Regions from separate parts of the Homo sapiens genome. Here region 2 is linked to region 1. The links are chromatin loops, found by intact Hi-C in ENCODE. Cell type or tissue: endothelial cell of umbilical vein. All regions are shown on one strand. Each heading gives the region's core, and the rest is flanking DNA. Links, peaks and the distances in the headings are about the cores only.

What was found. Hi-C counts contacts between places; a loop is a spot of excess contacts. Peaks named below come from ENCODE experiments on the same cell type or tissue, not always from the same donor. Only the 100,000 strongest peaks of a DNase experiment are listed, where the experiment ranks them.
Region 2: it touches region 1 in a loop (3-fold over the local background); 1 of 110 quality-filtered maps calls a loop at or near these places.

The regions. Positions count from the first base shown.
Region 1 is chr14:29,459,720-29,469,794 of GRCh38, reverse strand. No RefSeq gene overlaps it. Among named protein-coding and RNA genes, the nearest start is that of LINC02326, 400 kb to the right of the region's middle. In endothelial cell of umbilical vein, for the core only: no CTCF peak of the experiment used is centred there; a DNase peak (open chromatin) is centred at 4,504.
Region 2 is chr14:28,770,080-28,780,154 of GRCh38, reverse strand. LINC01551 (long intergenic non-protein coding RNA 1551) reads right to left here and starts at 7,451. Exons shown (of 3, transcript NR_026731.1): 1 at 7,300-7,451; 2 at 6,722-6,795. FOXG1 (forkhead box G1) reads right to left here. Exons shown (of 1, transcript NM_005249.5): 1 at 9,878-10,075. RefSeq lists an enhancer at 5,365-5,864. In endothelial cell of umbilical vein, for the core only: a CTCF peak has its summit at 5,574; no DNase peak of the experiment used is centred there; H3K27me3 peaks cover 4,621 bases.

The DNA.
Region 1 (10,075 bases), core at 773-8,772:
GTGACCTGTTGGTGGATATAATAGATATTCATAACTATAGAGAATATTAATACTAATTAATCAGAAATAGTATATTTATTATTGTGGCTGAATGTATGCTTAATGTAATTTAAATAGTAATAATATGTCAAACAGTTGTTGAAGTCTTTTTCAAAGTGTTTTGCATGTGTTGATGTCTTAAAGGTGATGTAACTAAGTTACAGAGAGGATAAGTAAGTTGCCTGATGTCACCCAGACCACCAGCTAGTAAGCACTTGAGCTGAAATTAAAATTTCAGTAGTTTGACTTCAGAGGCTATTCTCTTAACTATTTTGCAATGCTGTTTCTCAATTAAAAAAAAGTTGGATAGATTATTATGTACTACTTACTTTGGTGAAGGAATAGGGGAAATATTAGGCTGAAAGGGTTATTAAAGATGAAAGTTCTGTGATTATTTGTGAATTTCCATAGTTATCAGCCCTTAGTGTGACAGCCATTCCCTACCTCCAGTAATAGGACTTGAATATATAGAAGTCATATCTGATATGTCAGGCATTTGGTCAACCACAGACTCAAATATTAGCAGACATAATCTGGTATGAGTATTAGTAAGAACAGATTTTCCACTGCTTTACAAATTATTCCACCCAAGCACCTCAATCAAGAGAGAAGAATGAACCAGCATTTCATGAAGACTTAGGGAAGGGCTATGCTATTGTGCTTTCAAACGGAAACTTTTATCTTAACAAATATATGTGATTAATTCTTTTGCAAAATGGATTTAATTCCAAAAACTCTATTGTTTTAATACAAAAGTAGGTTTTACCATATTTTGCAATAATTTGACATTCTAGGAATATGAGCTATGTTGACTCTAGATATATAAATTGTAGCTTAAGAAACACAGGATTCCACTCCACACCCATTAGGTTGACTAATATCAAAGAAGCACACAGAACGGAACTAGTCACCAGAGCTGTTGACACTGTGGAGAAATTGGGACCTGTGTGCACTATTGCTGGGATACAAAATGGTGCAGCAAACTGTGGAAAACAAATGATGGTTCCTCAAACAATTAAAAATAGAATTACTATATAGTCCAGCAATTCTGCTTCTGAATATATACCTAAAATAATTGAAAGAAGGGTCTCAAAAAGATTATTGTACACCCATGTTCATTGCAGCATTATTTGAAATAGCCAAAGGATGGAAGCAACCAAATAGTCACTGATGGATTAATGGGTAAATAAAGTGTGATATATACAGATAATCAAATACTATTCAGCCTTGAAAAAAAGTAAATTCTGACACACCCTACAATATGCCTGAACTTTGATGATGTTATGCTAAGTGAAATAATCCAGTTACCAAAGGACTAATATTGTATTATTCCACTTACATGAAATACCTAGTTAAATTCATAGAGATAGTCTTATGGTGGTTGTCAGGTACTTAAGGAAGAGGTAATGGGAGATTATTGTTTAATGAGTATAGAGTTTCAGTTTTTTAGGAGAAAGAGTTGCCAAGATGGATGGTGATGATAGTTGTGTAAGAATGTGAATGTACTTAATACACTAAACTGCACACTTAAAAATGGTTAAAATGGTAAACTTTTTATTGTATGTATTTTACCACAAGAAATAAAATGCAAGTTAAGAAAAAGGAAATGTAGGATTATGTGATAAGTATCATCTCCTGTGCAGAATATGCTTTATTTCACTGCTACCTCCATGATCCAAGCTACCTGGATCAATCTCCTACTGCATTACTTTTATAGTCTTGTACTTTAGGGTGACCATATATTTGTCATTCATACTGGGGCACTTTTGAGAGTGAAAGGGTATACTCCAAGACAACTGGTATAAACTTGATTGTGCTAATCTCAACAGAGAAGCCATAGTGGTCTTTGAAAAATATCACATCGTATTCTACTGAAAACCCCCATCACCTCCCTATTTTCCCAAGTGACTAATGACTGCCACATTGGACAGTGCTGATCTAGATAATTTAGATACCTGAGCTTTCTATTTTTCCTCAAACATTGGGCTATTTTGCTCCTTTTAGAAGGTTTAATAGCTTTCATAGTTTATAGCTAATATGTAAGCTCTATGAGAGCAGGGAATGTACTGTTTATTCACTGCTACATCCCAGGCACTTAGTCCAGTGACTGGGATGAGGCAAGGACTTCATATTTGCAGTATTCAAGCAAACTATGATTTTTGCCTTAAGACCAGAAAAATGTTTAGAAATTCAACAAATAATTTGAGAAATTATATTCTGGAATGATATTTTTTATTTCCATTTTATCTGATAAATATTGTGATAGGTAATGTAGAAACGTTTGAACCCAAAGATAAACAAGTAGACATTAGTGTATCAAGATTATGTCAATGTAACTGATGCATCCTGTTGGAAAAATGAACAAAATTTTTGAACTTTGTCTTTTCTTATCCACTACTAAGTTGTTAATTCTGTGCTAATTTTTTTTATGAACCAGAGCTATCCATTATATTGCCTTTTACTTGAAATATGTCTATCAACTGTGTCATATTTTACCATTCACCACCCGTTGTACTTTCAATTTTGGGGAGGTAGGTGAAGTGAGAAAGGAGAATACTGATGGCATTCAGGGCTCACAAACATGTACAAAGAAATACTTTGTGAAATCATGCTCCTTTTCTTCATCTTTATTTAACTGGGCTCATGTGAGGAATGTTTAAAGCTTTGTGTGTGTGTGTGTGTGTGTGTGTGTGTGTGTGTGTGAGCGTGCACACGCACGTGCATGTGCATGGAAGAGGGAAAGAGAGAGAGAAAAATGCATGACAGTGCTTACCTATGAAAGTTAGAACATGACAGTATGGCACAGAAACTTCTAACATTCTGGCTATATTATATCATAAGCAAATCATGAGTCGTGTCTATATTTTGTTTATTTCTGCATACTTCACAGTGCCAAGCCCTCAGTAGTCGCTCAGAAAATTTATTCTAAAAAATAATGCATTCCCAGTTAGCATTTGTTATCAACCAGCAGCAACCAAAATCACATTTTGATAACAATATGTGGATATTGCCCAAACAAGCAGATTTATTGGATGAGCATTACTACAACCATAGAGCATTTTAATAGCTTAAGATTTTATGTATGCAATGTAAATATCTTCTTGATACATTGAATATTATGACAAAAAGTTTTATTACTTCAGAACAGATGAATAATGATGCAAGGATGAATTTTGAAGAACATTCTTGCTAGATGGATAGACAAAGTGTTCAAAAACATTTGAGAAAAGAATTTACTAAACATTATCTGCATGTGACCTCAAGCAATTTGTGATGAAACGTGTATGTGTGCACATGTGTGTATGTGTAGGAAATAAACTCAAATAGCAAAGATACATATATATTTATATTTTATATGTATTTATATATAAATTGATATATTATTTATATATATTTATATATTTTTATATATTATATATTATATATTTATATATTTTTATATATTATATATTTATATATTATATATTATATATTTTTATATATTATATATTTATATATTATATATTATATATTTTTATATATTATATATTTATATATTTTATATATCTATTTTATATTTTTAAATATATTTATATATTTTTGTATATAAATTTATATATTATGTATATATATTTCTGTTATATATATTTTATATATATTTATGTATATAAAATATAGATATATTTTAATTCATTGCATTAAATTCATAGTTAGCTCATAGGCACACAGAATTTAGTCTCTTTCTTCTCTGTCATTTTCTTCTTTTATAATTTGTTTTACCATAAAGAGATCAGAGAAGCCTGTTATGGTACCGTGGCAGGAGAACAGGAGATCTCAGGAGAAATCCAATAATTAAACCACTTTGCCTGGCAAGTAACCCGTTGGAAGGTAATGGTTCTGGAGAATAAGTTGGTAGGAGCACTTAATTATGGCAGCCTTTAATTCAATGTGAGCTGCCTGAACACTAAGAGTTTGATCAGTATGTGTTAATCTAGTTAAAATAAGCACTTTTTTCCTCAAAGTAAACTGGGTACCTAAATGTATGCATCTCAAAAATCTGACTTATAGTAACTCCATATTTTAGAGATAAAGATTTAGGTAGGGTGGCATTTAAAACAAACCACTTGCCATTATCTGCAAAAATGTGATTATTCTAACTTAAGGATTTAGTCTTACCCAAGTTTTTTCTTTTTATATACACATGTACTCACACATATATGTAGTGAATGATGATGACATGTAATGAAATAATACTGTATTTTCAAAGCCACCTACCTTTTAATCCACTCAAAACAGTGCCTGTGCATGTTGATTATGTGGCAGTTGAGACCAGCTGCCCTATTGCTTCTTTTCTATTGAAGTTGCGTTCTAGAAATGACAGAAGCCTTAACCTTTATTTAGCGGGAAAAGCCATTAATCTGTCTTCAGACTTTCCCCTACCTCCCACAGAAAAAACAATTTGCTCTTCAAAAGTTTGTTTGGAAATGAAACCAAATTCTGTGTTTCCTCTACAGATGGTTGACCTCTTTCAGTTGGTGACTGCATTACTCATTTAAACAATTATACAGGTCAGTATAGTGTAATCTAAATTATTTAGTCTCTTAGTGTTTTTCAGACACTACTGACAGTTGGAGAGCCTCCAGCTGCTGGTGGTACCTGGATTTGAACTCCACACAATGATAACAGAATTTTAGTCTGAATTCAAGAGCCCATCCATTGACAGTGCCTACTAACTCGCTTGACAAGCTTGCACACTGGTCCCAAGGGAGTTATAACTTAAGTAACAATATGTCAACACATAAAGATTTTCAGAAGAAAAGTTTAAAATACGTGTGATTTTAAAACAATCATTACTACCTGGTTGATCTTTCTTCTGAAGCCTAACCCTGAAATACCTTTCTTTTTTGTTTGTCCCCCACAGGGAACAACTCTAAACTACCAAACAGATTAGCAAAATATTATGATAATCTTTTCCATCTTAATTTGTACTGGAGACTGAATGTGCCCCAGTATCAACCTTAATTACTGTATAACATTTCAGCAGTGTAGTTCATGAAAATGTCAGGGAGTTAGCTAAAGGGGACTTGGGGTCTTGGAAACATCAGCGGGGGACTCGTAAGAGAATGTGTGCTCCACAGGACAGTGGAGATTTACAAACACAAAATTTAGGACGGAGATGGAAATGAAACCTAGGGCTAAGGTGTTAACACCAAGCAAATCCAATAAAGTTTGAGTTTCTCAAGGTAGAGAGAAGGCACAATGCAATATAGTCTGGTGGTCTTTCTAACACCTTTAAATAATTTTAAAATTAGTAAAATTTAGGTTCCAGCAGTTAACACAACAGCTTGTAAAATGACTCTTTATAATGAGGGATCTAGTATGTTCAAGTTAATATATCAGTTTGAATTAATGAATTTTTAATTCAGATTCCTTTTGCAGCTTGAATTCAGACTAATTACAGGTTTTAAATTGTCACTAGTCGGAGCTCAGCCAAGGCATATTTCCTCTCTTCTTTACTTGCACCCTGAGAATTCATGAATCAATTTTTTTCTGGGTCATGACTTTGCCCCACCAGGAGCAGATAAAACCCTTTAGTGAGAAGAAAATGCAATGGCAGGGATCCCAGTCAGTCAGAATTTGTACGCAAAATGCAAGGAGGTAAAAATGACAGAGGAAATTTCCCAGCTATGAGGAAAAAATGCTTAAAAATCATGTATATAATCGAAACAGTAATGAATTTAGTAAATACTTTTAAGCACAGCAGTATCCACTTTTATCCTTGTAATTTAGGATTATTGGATATCTTACGAGAGGGACTGCCTTTTGCAAACCTTATTTTTAAACAGCAGAGGTCACCTTAGTACAAACCTCTTCAGGGGGGGAAATGCTTTCTGTTCAGTGGTGATAAATGAAGTACTTTTAAACGATCAGTAACCCTTCTCTTATTTCATTGAAACTCAAAAATCAAACTCACGTGGTTAGTTGGGAATTTAAAAAAGTTGAGCAAAATGAAATTGTTTTAAAGTTCAATTACTTTTTATTTATATCCATTTTAAAATGATTCTTTTCCAAAAGGAGAATTACATGAAATAATTTAAGTAATCATAGGGTCCGATATATTTCCAACTTGGTTAACAATATTCCATTTTGTGTTTACTATTAAAAATATCCAGTAAATCATTCTGGCTCAACCACTATGGCTTATTTTTAAAGCTAATTGTATCTGTAAAATATACCTCTTAGGAAGGAATGGCTAATAAATAGCTCACTAAATGTAAAATCTTTCAAAAGGCAAAAAGTAAAAAGTTATTAAATAAAATTTCATTTAATAAAACATAGATCTGTTTAGATAAATTGATAATATTCTCATGCTTTGTTTTGTGACTTTCGTAGCTATAAGCTATAGTTCACCTAATAATGTGTGATAAGCTAGTTTAGGCATTTGCTTTTCAGATGTTTGAAGACCAGAAGATGTGAAGTGGAATGTTTCTGTTTTACAAGACTTGATGTAAAAATATTCTTTTTTTAGTAGTCGTAAGTTCATTAGAATACACCTTTAATTAATAATTATGTCTGGTTACATTATATGATCTTTATTGAATTCATATTTTAAGTAAATTGACCTATGAGATATAATCAATTTTTGATAAGTAGTTCAAATAATCCTTTTATTGAATATGCCAATATGTCATTTTCATGTTATAATGAACAACAATAACTATTCTGACAATAGGAATAAGATTTATTAATACTCCCTCCTTCCTCTGCCTTTTCCTTCTCTCCCACCAGATGACAAAGTTGCGTAACTTTCACACTGACTGCTGAGACAATTGCCCTCTTACAGGGAATGGGAGGGAAATTCAAAGAAATAAAAATTCCCAGGAAATTCTTAAATGCTATTTTAGATTTTAATCACTTTATTAGATTTCTTGCTTGAGTGATTTGTGCAGAAAACATTTTATCTATTTTGTTTTCCTCTGATTACCGAACTGTGTTGGACACAAAAGTCTACTTGGAACTAGCTTACAGTTTAAAGACAGGTTTAATAACAGGTGAACACTGGAAAATATGCAAACAAAATGGCAGACATGAATGACTTCATTTAAAGCATAATTGCTTCTCATCAACCCAAGAAATCATGCAGAAACAGTCTCTGTTTTATCCAGCCAGGAAGAGACCAGAGAAATCACTCAGGCAGAGATACTAAAAGGAAGGTCCATTCTTGGGTCTCAGCCAGACAACCACTCTACACACAGATCCAAGCTTAAAGACAATAGTCCTTAGAATCACAGTTCATCATAACAGATAATTATACAGCAAGTAAGACAATAAGGTTTTTTGGCCTCTGACTATATAGACTAATTGCTGGCTATGGAGCTCTGCCTGGAAGGCACACAGCACAGCCTCTGCAATGTCTTCCTAATATGTGGGGACTGGTGTAATTTCGGTGGACAAGAGGTTTACTGTTTAGTGAATTCCATATGGTGGTTCTTTCTCTTTTGCCGATTTTTTTCCCCCAGCAGACATATAAGTATTTCAAATGATTCCTGACATATCTACCTGGAGAGAGTTTAAAAGGAAATAATCCTGCCTAGTATTCCAAGGAAGTTTCCCATTGATTTTTAAAGAAATCATTAAAAAGGATGCAAAAAAGTCTGGCCATGTAACTATAGTGTTTAACATTGCACATTCCATTCCAAAATATTAAAAATTAGGATATGATATCAACTTTTATTTAAATGCATATGGATGTCAGCACTTTTGCTTGATAATATAGGCAAAACCAAGAGTTAACGAACATTGCTTTTGAATATGCACCTGGAAGGAATAAAGTTCCACTCTCGTTTTGGTTTTGTTTTGTTCTTTTTAATCTTTAACAGAATCCATCATGATTACACTTGTTATTTATTTATTTATTATCAGGAAAGATTAGAGGTATCAACTTTGAAGATATTTATTCACCAGAGAGAGTTCCTGACAAGCTAGCAAGGGGGTGCAGAGACTCAAGAACAGTGATCCTGCCTCTCCCCATCAGAAACAAATATGTCTCTCTTCAATTTGTGTAGCCCCAAACACCAGCCAATTAACTTGAAGCTGAGTTTTGACTCAAACTCGTGACCCTTCAGGCCATAGAGCCCTGTTCTGCATCTGGTGTCATTGAACCAAGTTAGGATAAAAATAATCTCTGCTATTGTTTTTGTGTGTGTGTGTTGCTTCTTTTTCCTTGCTTTTAAAAATAAATAATGCTTTTAAGACCTACTGAGGTCTTTACGATTCCTAAAGCTTTCTACATGATATTTGTATGTTTTCTCTTCTTTGGAAGGAGAAAAAAGCTGGAACACAATCATTTTTATTGAACAAAGTTTGCAGTTCATTAAAGGCTTTCTGGCTCCCATGTGCAAGTGCTGACCATTACATCACGCGCCCTGAGGGTTGTGCTAGAAAAGAGAAAAGAAGGCGAAATCAGCAAAAATAAAAGCGTCTTCCTGACTTGAATTGAAAAATGTGCTTGTTTTTTGTTAAACACCACAAATTTGCAGGAAGGCTGGCAAGTGTAATAGCATTCTGAGCATATGCTACCTCGGAGGCACAAAGCCCTCGCTTAAAGAAATACACTCAAAACCTACACTTTGATCCCCAAGATTTGATCAAATAAAACAATAGTTTCCAAGCTGTGTCATCTATTACTAAGTTAGTTTAAAGATTCTGTTAAATAGGAATGAATATGTACCACCGAAACCATTTTCATTTCATTCACTTTTTTTTTTGTAAAATAATTTAAAAAATTCCAGTGGAAAGAAAAAGATGGATATCTTTCGAAATAAGGTGAACTGAGGAGCAAAACAAAAAAGAGGGGGCTGAGGATAGAAAATTTGCTCTTTTATTCTATTTAACTCTTGTTTTCTAAGAATTCAGCAACATTTGGCTATTGGGGATGTCTGGAACGTAGGACTATGTATAAAATCTATGTTCAGACGTTATAAGTTATATCATAATAAAAGTCCAGAAGTGTAATGAGGTGGATGTGTACAAAAGGGGCTTCAAGTAGTGTCTGCAACCCAGTGGCCATTAAATTCTGATATAATTTTGGCCCTAAATAGTGTCTATTTTTTTAATTGCGAATACAGTGAATTCACCATTTCTTTGTGGTTTGATATTCAGAAGAAAAAAGCAAAACCAAGCCCAACAAGGCCAATATCATTGCTATTGAGGCGATATTTTAATGTATTCTTTTATTGTGTGAATACTTTTTTGAAAGTACACAGATCTTAAATATCATAGCTAGAAAGTTGATATGGCTTAGATTTCAGATGATAAACACTACCACACGGTGTCATATTAAAATGTAAAAACTATGTATGCACGCCACAGCCTCTGCCTGCTATGAGTTTGGTTGTACGAATGTTTTTTTGACTTCTAAATCACACATTTGCTAAAATGAGCTCTGGTAGATATCAGTTTGCGCACAGGCACAATGTGTCTCAGTCAGATTCATAAAACAGAGAGCTGAACTATACTTTGACTTTTGACATCAACAATCTGACTTCAATATTTCTCCACAAAAAGAGACTCCTGACTCTGTGCTGTTTCAATGTGATGGATAGCTTTTCAGCTGCTGACAGCACTGAACATAATAAATGTATTCATCAGCATCAGGGGCTGCATATCCCCATGTCTTAAGTTTTATAGCTAGTGGTTTTTGAAATGCCACCCAGAAACACCTGCAGCACTGCCTTGTTTCTGCAGAACTGCAAAGCCACTGTGAAAAAATATTATTGTAAAGTTGTCTGTATATCAGCATTTCTGTGCTAAACAACCTTTTAATTGCCTACCCTCTAATTTTTCTTTGCCTTGAAACACTTGCAGACACATATTTTAATTTAAGCCGCTCTGTTTGACTCCTCTGATCATCTGGGTTTTCATTGTCGTTGCTTCACAATAATTTAATGTCATATATAATGGCATCAAATTGGGGAAAGCCCTAAAAGCTGCCAATCCAAAGTGATCTGAATGTTCCCGAGTACAAGTCTAGATAAGCTTGACTTGTTTGTGCCAA
Region 2 (10,075 bases), core at 1,008-9,007, 690 kb after region 1:
TTCTTTGAGTGACTCCTGAAATTCCTCAACTCCAGTCCACAGAGAAGAAATCTGTTTAGGTAAAAACTGCACAGTCTGTTGCCTACCCAAAAATATTTAAAACAATTAAAAATTGTAAGCCCCTAGGATTTAATACTAATTTTTCTGTTAAATTTCCTACAAAATAAAGGATATTCTGAATTGATAATCTGATACGGATATTTACTAGAGAACAGTTAAAATAAACAAAAACACTGTCCTAAAACCCTGGTTGTCTTTTCCAAGTTTTGATGATGGAAATTGAATTTCAATCTCTTCCATTTTATCCAATTGGTGCTAAATTGACAGATGTATAAAAACTAGCAACCACAATAACATAACTACAATGACTTACATAAAAAATTGCTTACTCTTTCAAATACCTCAGCTGTATGTTTTAGTTGAATTAACTCTCTTAATTGCTATCAGTTGTATATAGACATATTTGTATGTGAAGTAGATGGTCACAACAGACAGACACAGATATGTAGATAACATTATGGCCAATAGGAGTTAAGTGAGTAAATGCTGAGCTTCCACATTCAAGTGTACTATATCCCTAAAATTTCATTTCTCCAAATGGATTACAATTAAAAGAGAACAAATAACCTTGCAGATTGCAGGGAATCATATATTTTCTGTCTTTCATATAGAAAATATGTACTATATAATACTTAATCCAACAAAAATATAAGCTTTGGTCTCCCTATGTTGTTACTGAGTTGAAGAAGCTAGATCTGTGGCACTAGAATACTGATTTCCAAGCATCATGGCCATTTTGTTTGAATTGTGAATATATAAAAAATGCTGGTAGGGGAAATATTTTACACATTTCTTCTTTCCACAGATTTTTTAGAGGGAATGTGTAAAAGATTTTATAAAAATCTTTTGAAGTTTTTTTCATAATCTTCATGTGATATTTAATATTTGGAATTATGAAAGAAGATAAAAGAATCAAAAAGGAAGGGAGAACATGTGACTGATTTCAAATAAGTCTTCTTACTGAATGAGAAAGAAAATATTTTCCAGTGTAGTTTTGCAAAAAAAGGGGGAGGGTATAATCAGTGAAAATCTCATTTGTATTTTTTTGTTATGATTTTAGATAATAGCCAAATAGGGTTCCTTTTCCATTACTTTCCTCCAAACTCTTTTCTTTGAAAGCACAAATGTGCAAACGACTTATACCTTTATTCTCTCACAGGCTAATATACAAACAACAAATATTTTCGTTAAATATTTGATAGAAAAAGCCCTTACAGGTCTACAAATTCCATCTTAGTACAAGACTAAATTACCAGTCCAGTTGTTTGGATACAAGTAACCTGACATCTGCCTTTAGTGAGCTATAAAGCAATATATAAAAGGAAGATTTTTACAACATTGATCAGCAGTGATATGTGAGCTATCAAGAAGAAATTATCCCTCAGACATTTTATATTTGTTCTGATTTCTTTCTCCTTATTCCTTTCTTCCAATTTGTTCTTTGAGAGAGACACGACTAATTCTCTGATTCTCCAAATGAGGTTTTGTTTGGCTCAGATTAATATTAAAGAAGATCACATACACGGTCGAAAAATATTGTTATTTTTCTTTAATGGGGAAAATTGGACTCCCGCGTGTCAGATCTGTGGATTTCCGAAAGGCAATGGAAATGGTACTGACATCACTTTGCACTTTAACAATCGGATTTGGTCAGGGTACAAGTTGTTTGTTTAACCCGACAGCTCGGTGCACCCCGTCGCACGCTTTGCACACTCATTAAAACGATTATTCACGACCTGTCGAGTGTTTTCGGGTTCATTCACAGGAAAGGCTTGGAACGAGGGACAGCAATTCAAGTCAACACTGTCCACTACCCCTATGCACGTGAGGACGAGTTGCTGCGTGCGTAAAAAGACGAAGGGAGGGGTGGGTGAGTACGCCTTAGCTATAAGTCCCGTTCATCCGATGCTCTGGAATCTCAATCTCGACAGAATGCCAAGAATGCTTGGTCCTACAAGGACCACGTCGTCGCTACGTTAACTTCAAGGGCTTGGCACAAGACAAAAAAAAAAAAAGGAAAATAAAATAAATAAACTCAAAACTCTCCCTCTGCTCCTCTTTTCAACCTTCTGCAAAACTTTTTAAGTCCCAGGACTCGCCCACCTTCTGTCTGCAGCCACCCGCGGGACTGAGCGGCTCCACCTCTTACAGCGCTGACGCTAAGGATAAGTAGTTTCAGGAAAACTCGCCAGGGTGAGAAGATTAATTCCTTTTCCATCTCCCAAGGCCCTATCGTTCTAAAAAAAAAAAAAATTGTTATATTCCTGCACGGACTGGGGGTGGTTGCTTGGCGCAAAAGATGAAGAATAGGGCTGTTAACAGTATTTGCTAAATGTATCCACACTGTTAACAAGGAAGAATTACTCCTCCAGACTTCAATAAAAGTCCTATAACATGAGCATTAAATAGCCCTCAATAAATTAGGTCACTTTTTTCTCTCAATTTTAAAGTTATCTTTCAATATATTGTAATGGTGATAAGAGAGGCACAGACATTAACGCATCTCGATATCCCACTGTTGCTCTGTGCTTATAAAAGGCACATTACGGGGTCTTTAGTTTTCCTATTTGTTCAAATGAATTCTGATATATAACATTCCTGTGAGATATTAGTTCAAGAGAAATGTCTATCTTTGTAAGTTATAATCACACATAATGCTAAATAATACAAAATATGAGTATATATATAAACTATATACTCAAGAACTCCAGATTGTCTCATTCAGCCTAAGCACCCCTGGCATAATTTAGAGTTAATAGATGTTTTAAAACACATGTCTATATTCAAATGATTGCTACTTGATTTTTCATAAACAGCATTAATAAACCCAATGGCCAGCTTATTGTTATGAGGGTAACTTCATCATGCCAATGGAAAAAGACAACCAAGCTCATTTAGCAGTTTCATTCTATTATATCTGACATCACAAAATCATCTTTTTCTATTTTATTGAAGCACATCAATACAATGTATGAAGAAAAGAATGGAAGTTTTCAAGCAGCATGAGGTTTTAATCAGAAACAGATTCCTAATTGCTAAAAAGCAAGTATGAATAAGTAATTTCATAATCTCCTTGGGTTGCCATAATTCACTATCAGGTTTACTTAAAATGGATCTGTCAAGTGTGTTTCGCTTCCTATATAAGCTCTTTCATTAAAAGCAACCTACGATAATAATCAAGAGGCAGATGCTGAAATATGTAAGTAAATAACTGAAAGTCTCTGCATAAATAAACACAAATCAATGTAGTAATAGACAACACTATTGATGTAGGAATGATCGATTTTAGTTTTCTAACCTGCAATCAGAGCTTGCAATGTATAATTAAAAGTATATTTTTCAACTCCACTAATACTACTACTACTGGAAAAAAAATTCTTTCTGCCAGTTCTACCTGAATGTACTTTATTCCTTCTAGTGTATTTCTGATGGGATGGGAGGAGTACTGTTTTTTCTGCAAAAGCTTTGCCAAACTTTAAAATGACATCATTAATTATATAAATTGTAAAAGTATCAAATAATAAAATTACCACCTAATTCTTGCTCTGAATTTTTCAACCTTTATCCCAGCCTCTAATTATTCATTCAGCACATTTTAATAGGAAAAACACACAATAGTGCTTATTATTTTTAAAGATCTTTTTCAACTACTGTAGTACATTTTGGTTTAAAGATTCTTTGGGCCTTTTGTTAAAAAAAAATAAGTTGTCATTTCCTCAGTACACTATGGAAGCTCTCACACTTATACTTGTATATGGAAGCACCATGAAGCAAGCAAGGAGAACAAAAACTGCATTGTTTCAATATTGTTTCATATAATGATTGCAAAACAAACTAGTATCTGACTCAAAGAAATAAATATACTTTGGATTTCTAGAAATTCACATCTGAAACAATGTTTTAGATTTTGCTAAAAGTTAAATTTTCTTTTTGAGAATATGTATCCCTGGAAGGCCGAATTGATTTAGATTAGCAAGCACCAGTATGTGATGAGTTTGAATATTTAGATTCTGGAGAGTAATGAAAATACAGTGCTCATATTTTTTCTTCATCAACAAAGATGCTTATTTACATTCATTCTTGAATCCAGGCTTCTCAAGCACAAGCCTTTAAAAGAATGTCTTCTTTATGAAATTCAGCTACTTTGAAAGGGATTTTTTCCTATGTGATATCACTGGCACACAAATATTGATTTTGATTGTCTTTATAATATTGTATCACAAAACACTCTCTCAGACTTCTCTCACATCCAGGGCCAAGAATTCAAGGGCAACCGAATCCAAAAGGAAAATATCATCAGTTATTATTTAGGGCTAATTTAACAGATAATTTAACTTCAAACAACAATGATCAGGTCATTAAATTTCAGAGCAATGAGAAAATGAAAGAACTGAGAGACAAGTCTCCATAACCCCATTACAGATTTTAGTCTTCGTGCTCAATCAACGGAATCAAAAACGTCTACGCAGGAAGATACGTTTTCACCTTAAACGCATTGATTCAAAGAATGAGACAATAGGAAGAGATGAGGAGGAATAAAGTTGAAAGCGAGGACTCCAGTTTCTGGGAGTGCCAGCGGAGTAGGCAAATTCAACCTAAGCCGAAAATGAACACCCAAATATGTTTGTTAATTAAACACTCCCTCTCTTTCCAACACGAATCTCAAATCTGTAAATGTCCAACATGCTTTCCTCCTAGCGGCTTTTCTGCAAGATAGGGAAGATAGGACCGAAGATAGGGAAAAAGATTACATGTGCTAAGCAACAGACCACGAAAAAAACATGGGGCATTTTATTTTCCCTCCCACCCTCACAAACATAATTTGTGAGTTATTTGTTATCATTTTAAATGCCTTTTCTGATCACAACACTTTCAGAATGTCTGCCTACCTCAAGGTTTGATAGAGGAGCTGGTGAAGGCGGTGTTGAATCATAGAAATTGAGTCTTACTTGCAGGGGAGGGCGGGTGAGGGGGGAGTCAGAAGTGGACCACCTCTATTCTGCATCGCCCTTCCTTCCCATCGCCTTTCCCAGACTGAAGATTACAGCCTGAAAATCTCCGCACTCGCGGGGTACTCTGCCCACCGGAGTCCCGGCCTCCCTCTGGCCAACAACCGGCGCCTTCAGTGCTCTGGGAATTCCCACCCCGAGGCTACCTGTTTTCCTGTGAGATCCCTGCACCTTGGACCACAGGCTTGGGCAGAGAGAAGCAAAATGGGGTAGAAAGCGAAGGGCGAGTGGGGTAACAAGTGGAGAGGAGAAGAGATGTCCATTACAGAGCAAATAATTTTATCTACTAGCTGAGAAGTGCTGAGATCTGAAACCGCACCGGGTAAACAAAAGGAAACAACTTTGGGAGGGGAAAAAAGGTTGGGGGGAGGTGGTGGCACACAGAAGATTAAGAAGAAAGGGAAAAGGTAGGGAAGCGCGCCAGCCAAGGTTCTGAAGTCACTTTTCTTGGCATCAGCCAATATGAGCTACCCAAACGTACAGCTCTGCTTGTCCTGGGCAAGAGCGCCCTCATGTTGCTGCTCCCTGCGCAGCGCCCGGCTTCACCCTCTGCGGGGATCGCCGCCGCAATGTCCCGAGAGCGCTTCTCCTCTCCTCCTCCGCCACCGCGCAGCCAGGGCGGCCCCAACTCAGCAGCTGAAGTTACTTCTCCACACCGGTTCAAAACCCGAGAAAACAACGCTGCCAGGTCCCTGCCACAACGACTTCAAGTCCCGCCATTATGCCACCTCTCCATCTTCACCCCGGAGTCCCTGAGGCGCCGGGAAAAGCTAATTAATAGGACACCGCGACGAGAGTCCCAAATTCGCTTCGGGCCGAGCCAACCTGTGTCTGGCGCGTGCTCTCAGCCACTCTGGGACAGAGAGGCTCTCGAGCGTACTACCGACGTCTCCTAAGTGTGCATTAAGAATCAATTATTTGCCTGAGATTTCCAAAGCCAGGAACTGGGATATTCCCAGCAGGGACAAAGTCAAGCCCAGAACGGTGTTCATTTCCCTAGTCTTTCGAAGAGACAGAAGAGAAGACTCCCACACGCACCCAGTGCCTCACCCGACCCGGAGCAGCCCGGCTAAATCCGACCGGGACCCTGGTGTGACCCAGGCCAAGGAGCTGGGGGCGGAGGGCCAGCTCTGGGGAAGGTTGGCTATGTTAGTGTGCAAATAGAGAAGGGCGATCCAAAGAAGAACTTTAGAGAGAAGCAGGTTCTTGGCTCTGGAGCAAAGAGCTTTAACTGAAATAAGGATAGCTAATAAACCTGTCTTTGAGCGTTAAGAACGTCCCGGAAGTTCCTGTAGCAACCATAAGACTCAGAAATCATATTTCCACGAAATGAATTAATTTACACTTTAGGACCTATTTCAGTCTCCCACTACCCCTTCTCCGTATAATTTTTTCTCGTTTTCTCTCCATGTTCCTTTGCCGTGTCTACATCCTTTTGACCTGGGGATTCACCGTGATTTCTGTCAACGTGGAAAAAAATTATGCATCCTTTCAGCTACGTCTGTTGGTAGCGAGCCTGCTAACATTTTCTAAGAAAAGATGAACACTTAAGGCCAGGACCCCAAAGTCAGGCGTTAAAACTCAGTCCAAAGCAGTCAGTTACACATATTCCCTACCCTACCCCTTCCCCTCTGAAAAGCACTTTCACTTACGGATCTTGCTGTAAGAGCCATTCCAGTCCTGATATCCTTTTCCTCGGCATCCTTCGGACAACCTCAGGCAGAGCCTTAGGTGGTGGGGAAAAACAAAAACAAAACACAGTAGAAATCGGGAGGGAGACAAGAGGCACAAAACATAACAATACATCATCTATTTGCCAGCCTGGAGCCCCCTTGGCCTACATCCTCAGGATAAGGTCCCTAGAACTGACCGCTAGGGTGGGGAATGGGTGCCTTTGGGAGCCAAAATCTGAGGTGGGTTATTTTAACTGCTAGTGATTGAGGGGAAAGGGCCCTGAAGGGAGAATAGAAAAGGGGAATGATTGGTATAGAGAAAAGAAATCTTAAAAAAAAAAAAAAAATGCACGCAAAAGAAAATCTAGCATGAAGTACTAACTGGGAAAGATCTCTAGCACCTTTTAACTCTTACAGGTAGGTAGCTCTTAGGAAGAATGCAGACGTGTGTGCCCAAAAGAGAGAATCTAGATGACCTCTATTCTTTCCATATCTCCAGGATCTGGACTTAAGTAGAAAAATAAAGAGGGGAGAATTTTAATTCAAGTTTCACCTACCCTGCTTGTTGGAATGGCTGCGCAGATTTTCATGCTGGAGAGTTCCATCTGTCTGGCAGAAGCTGAAGTGGTGTTGGGGGCAGGTTATCTGGTGAAGTAGGAATGTACAGGAACCCCGCCCTCTAGGCACAGTTACACAACCCCAGCAACCCATCTCAGCCAGTTCTAAAACCTCTAATGATCTTCACCTTCACCCTTTGTTAGTCTAATTCTCCAACAGGCTTTTAGTCTCAAACACAACCAACCACTTTAGCTGTTCATAAAATTAATTTCTCAAAACCAAAATTTTCCCAGTGCATGCAAATTCCTCAACAATGTTGTAGAAAATACACTTTTTAAAAAACTACACTTCTATAGACTTCTAAATATATTGAATTTATCCACGTATTTGGGTGAAATATGCACCAACTTAAATATATATTAAAATCAATACACTATGAGACTAAATTTTTGCCTCTCTGCCTTTGATTTTATGCAAGTCACATAAACTACATGAAGGCTTCCATGACCATAAGGATATTTGTATTAAACCTTGTTAGTTCTAGACTTCATGTTCACTTGGTTCCCAATTTTGTAACAGGCTGAAGAAACATATTTGAAATAATACTTTAACTCCTCTAGTTCAATTACATCATTTTCTCAGTGTTTTACATATTAATATTTTTTGTTAACTTTACAACAGACAAATTCAAGTAAAATACTTTAAACCTGGAAATAAACTTTAATTTGGGATTTCAAGTTTTAAGTTGTGATCAGTTTCAGTTCCAAAATTTCACAAAGGACAACCTTCATCTTATTAAAAACAATTATAATATGAAAGAAAATAATCCTCAAAAGTTTTGAAGTGTATTTCTGACATAAACTAATTTTAACGGTCAAAGTTGGAGACAACAAATAACACAACATTACAACCCGTTCGATGCAAAAATGTATTATATGCCATGCCAGACTGTCATGTGTTTTTTGAGAAGATAAGTTGAGGGATGATAAGATAGATCAAGGGAAATGAGATGTTCATATTGGGCTTCAGGAAGCCTTTACAAAGTTCTCTCTCCATATATCCACCTTCGTGTCTAGTACACCTAACAAACTTCTAGTCATATCCATTATATGTAATTTGGACATGGGTCCAAGCAGAACTCCCACTCCAATACTTCGTTTCTATGAATTCAAAGAAATCAGTTTTACTCTTGACTTCAAAGTATGATGTTTGCCATTAAAATTCTATTTATCTGTCACCCAAATAAACACTTATAAATACAAATAAGTATACTTATTTAATGTGGCCAAAAAAAATACTCATGCAGGAAAACTTTCTTCTATATCTATACCCCTTTACCTTAGCACAAGAGTTCAACTTTCTTTTTAACGTTTGGTAAGCAAAATTCTATGTTTCCCCTGTGATAATACATTCTTATTCCACAAATAAAATCCATGGCAAAAGCAAACAATAAATCATCACCTTTTTTTCAGCTTGGACACATGTCTCTCTTTGAGCTATTTTGGTTCAAAATGTGTAATGGGGATTTCCTTTGCATAAAACCATTCACTTGGACTTTATTACTATTTTTAATATCAGCCATAAATTTGACTTTTAACACAATAATTTTTTGTGAAATATTTTTATGCTTCATTCTGAAGAACTTAAATTTCAAGAAAATTTGGACCTCTGGTGAAACTGTTTTTATACTAAGAAAATAAAATCATGTCTAATTGCTTAAAGGAGATAATTAAACTAGCTGTCTTGGCTTATTTTTGTCCATTCCCCATTTGTGTATATTTGGTTCCAGCTCTTTTAATTTTCCTGGCCCTTATATATTTTTCTTAGGCCTTTCTCTCTCTCTATCATTCACCTTATGTCTCTCTCTCTCATGCATTCTTTTTGGTGGTAATTATTTTTTCACCATAAAGATCCTCTCTCTCTCTCTTTCCCTCTCTCCACTCCACAGTCCACCCCCTTCTATTTTCCAATATTAAGTATTCAGCATTTCAGTTTCAAATCTATTCCAGTAAGCTTGCTTCTCCCTTAGGCTTTTTTTTTTTTTCCTCCCCCTGAGCAACTGTCTAAGTGTTTGCTGATAACATCTTAGGGCCAGATTATTTTTCACTGGGCCCATTGTAAGAAGTAACCAGCTTATTCCAATACTGCAGAACACATTTCAGACTATACAATTGTAACAAATGAACAACTTGTCCTCCACAGATTCACCACAGGATCCAATTAGTTACTAAACCTTTTACTAAGGTTTTCTAATTATTTTCTGCAATTATAGCGATTGGGCTGCCTGAAACAATTCAAAAAATGTTTTCATTTTGTCTCACATATATACGCATATACAGTATATGCATACATATGCATATGGAAAGTTAAAATTATGACTAAACAAAAGGAACAAATCTCTAGATTGAATTACACAGACATTTAAAAGGGAATCAAATAAATACCTCTACATTGTAAAAATTAAAAAAAGAGGCATTTTACTTCTGAATATCTAGAATTCTAAATTGTTATAATTTTAAAATAAAATATAAACATTGATCTGCAAGTCATTAAACAGGTGATCACTTCAGCAAAATCTATATTGCAACTTCAGCACATCTTTATTAGAACTCTTTCATTGTGGGTAAACAGCCACAAAAATAAATGCTGACTTAGAAAGTATAAATACAAATATTTAAACAAAAATGTTTGCAGCATTCATAGCGCAAATTGTACCTGAACTGAAGGGCTCTGTGTGTCTATATATATTACATATGTGTGCATTATAGTCACTTC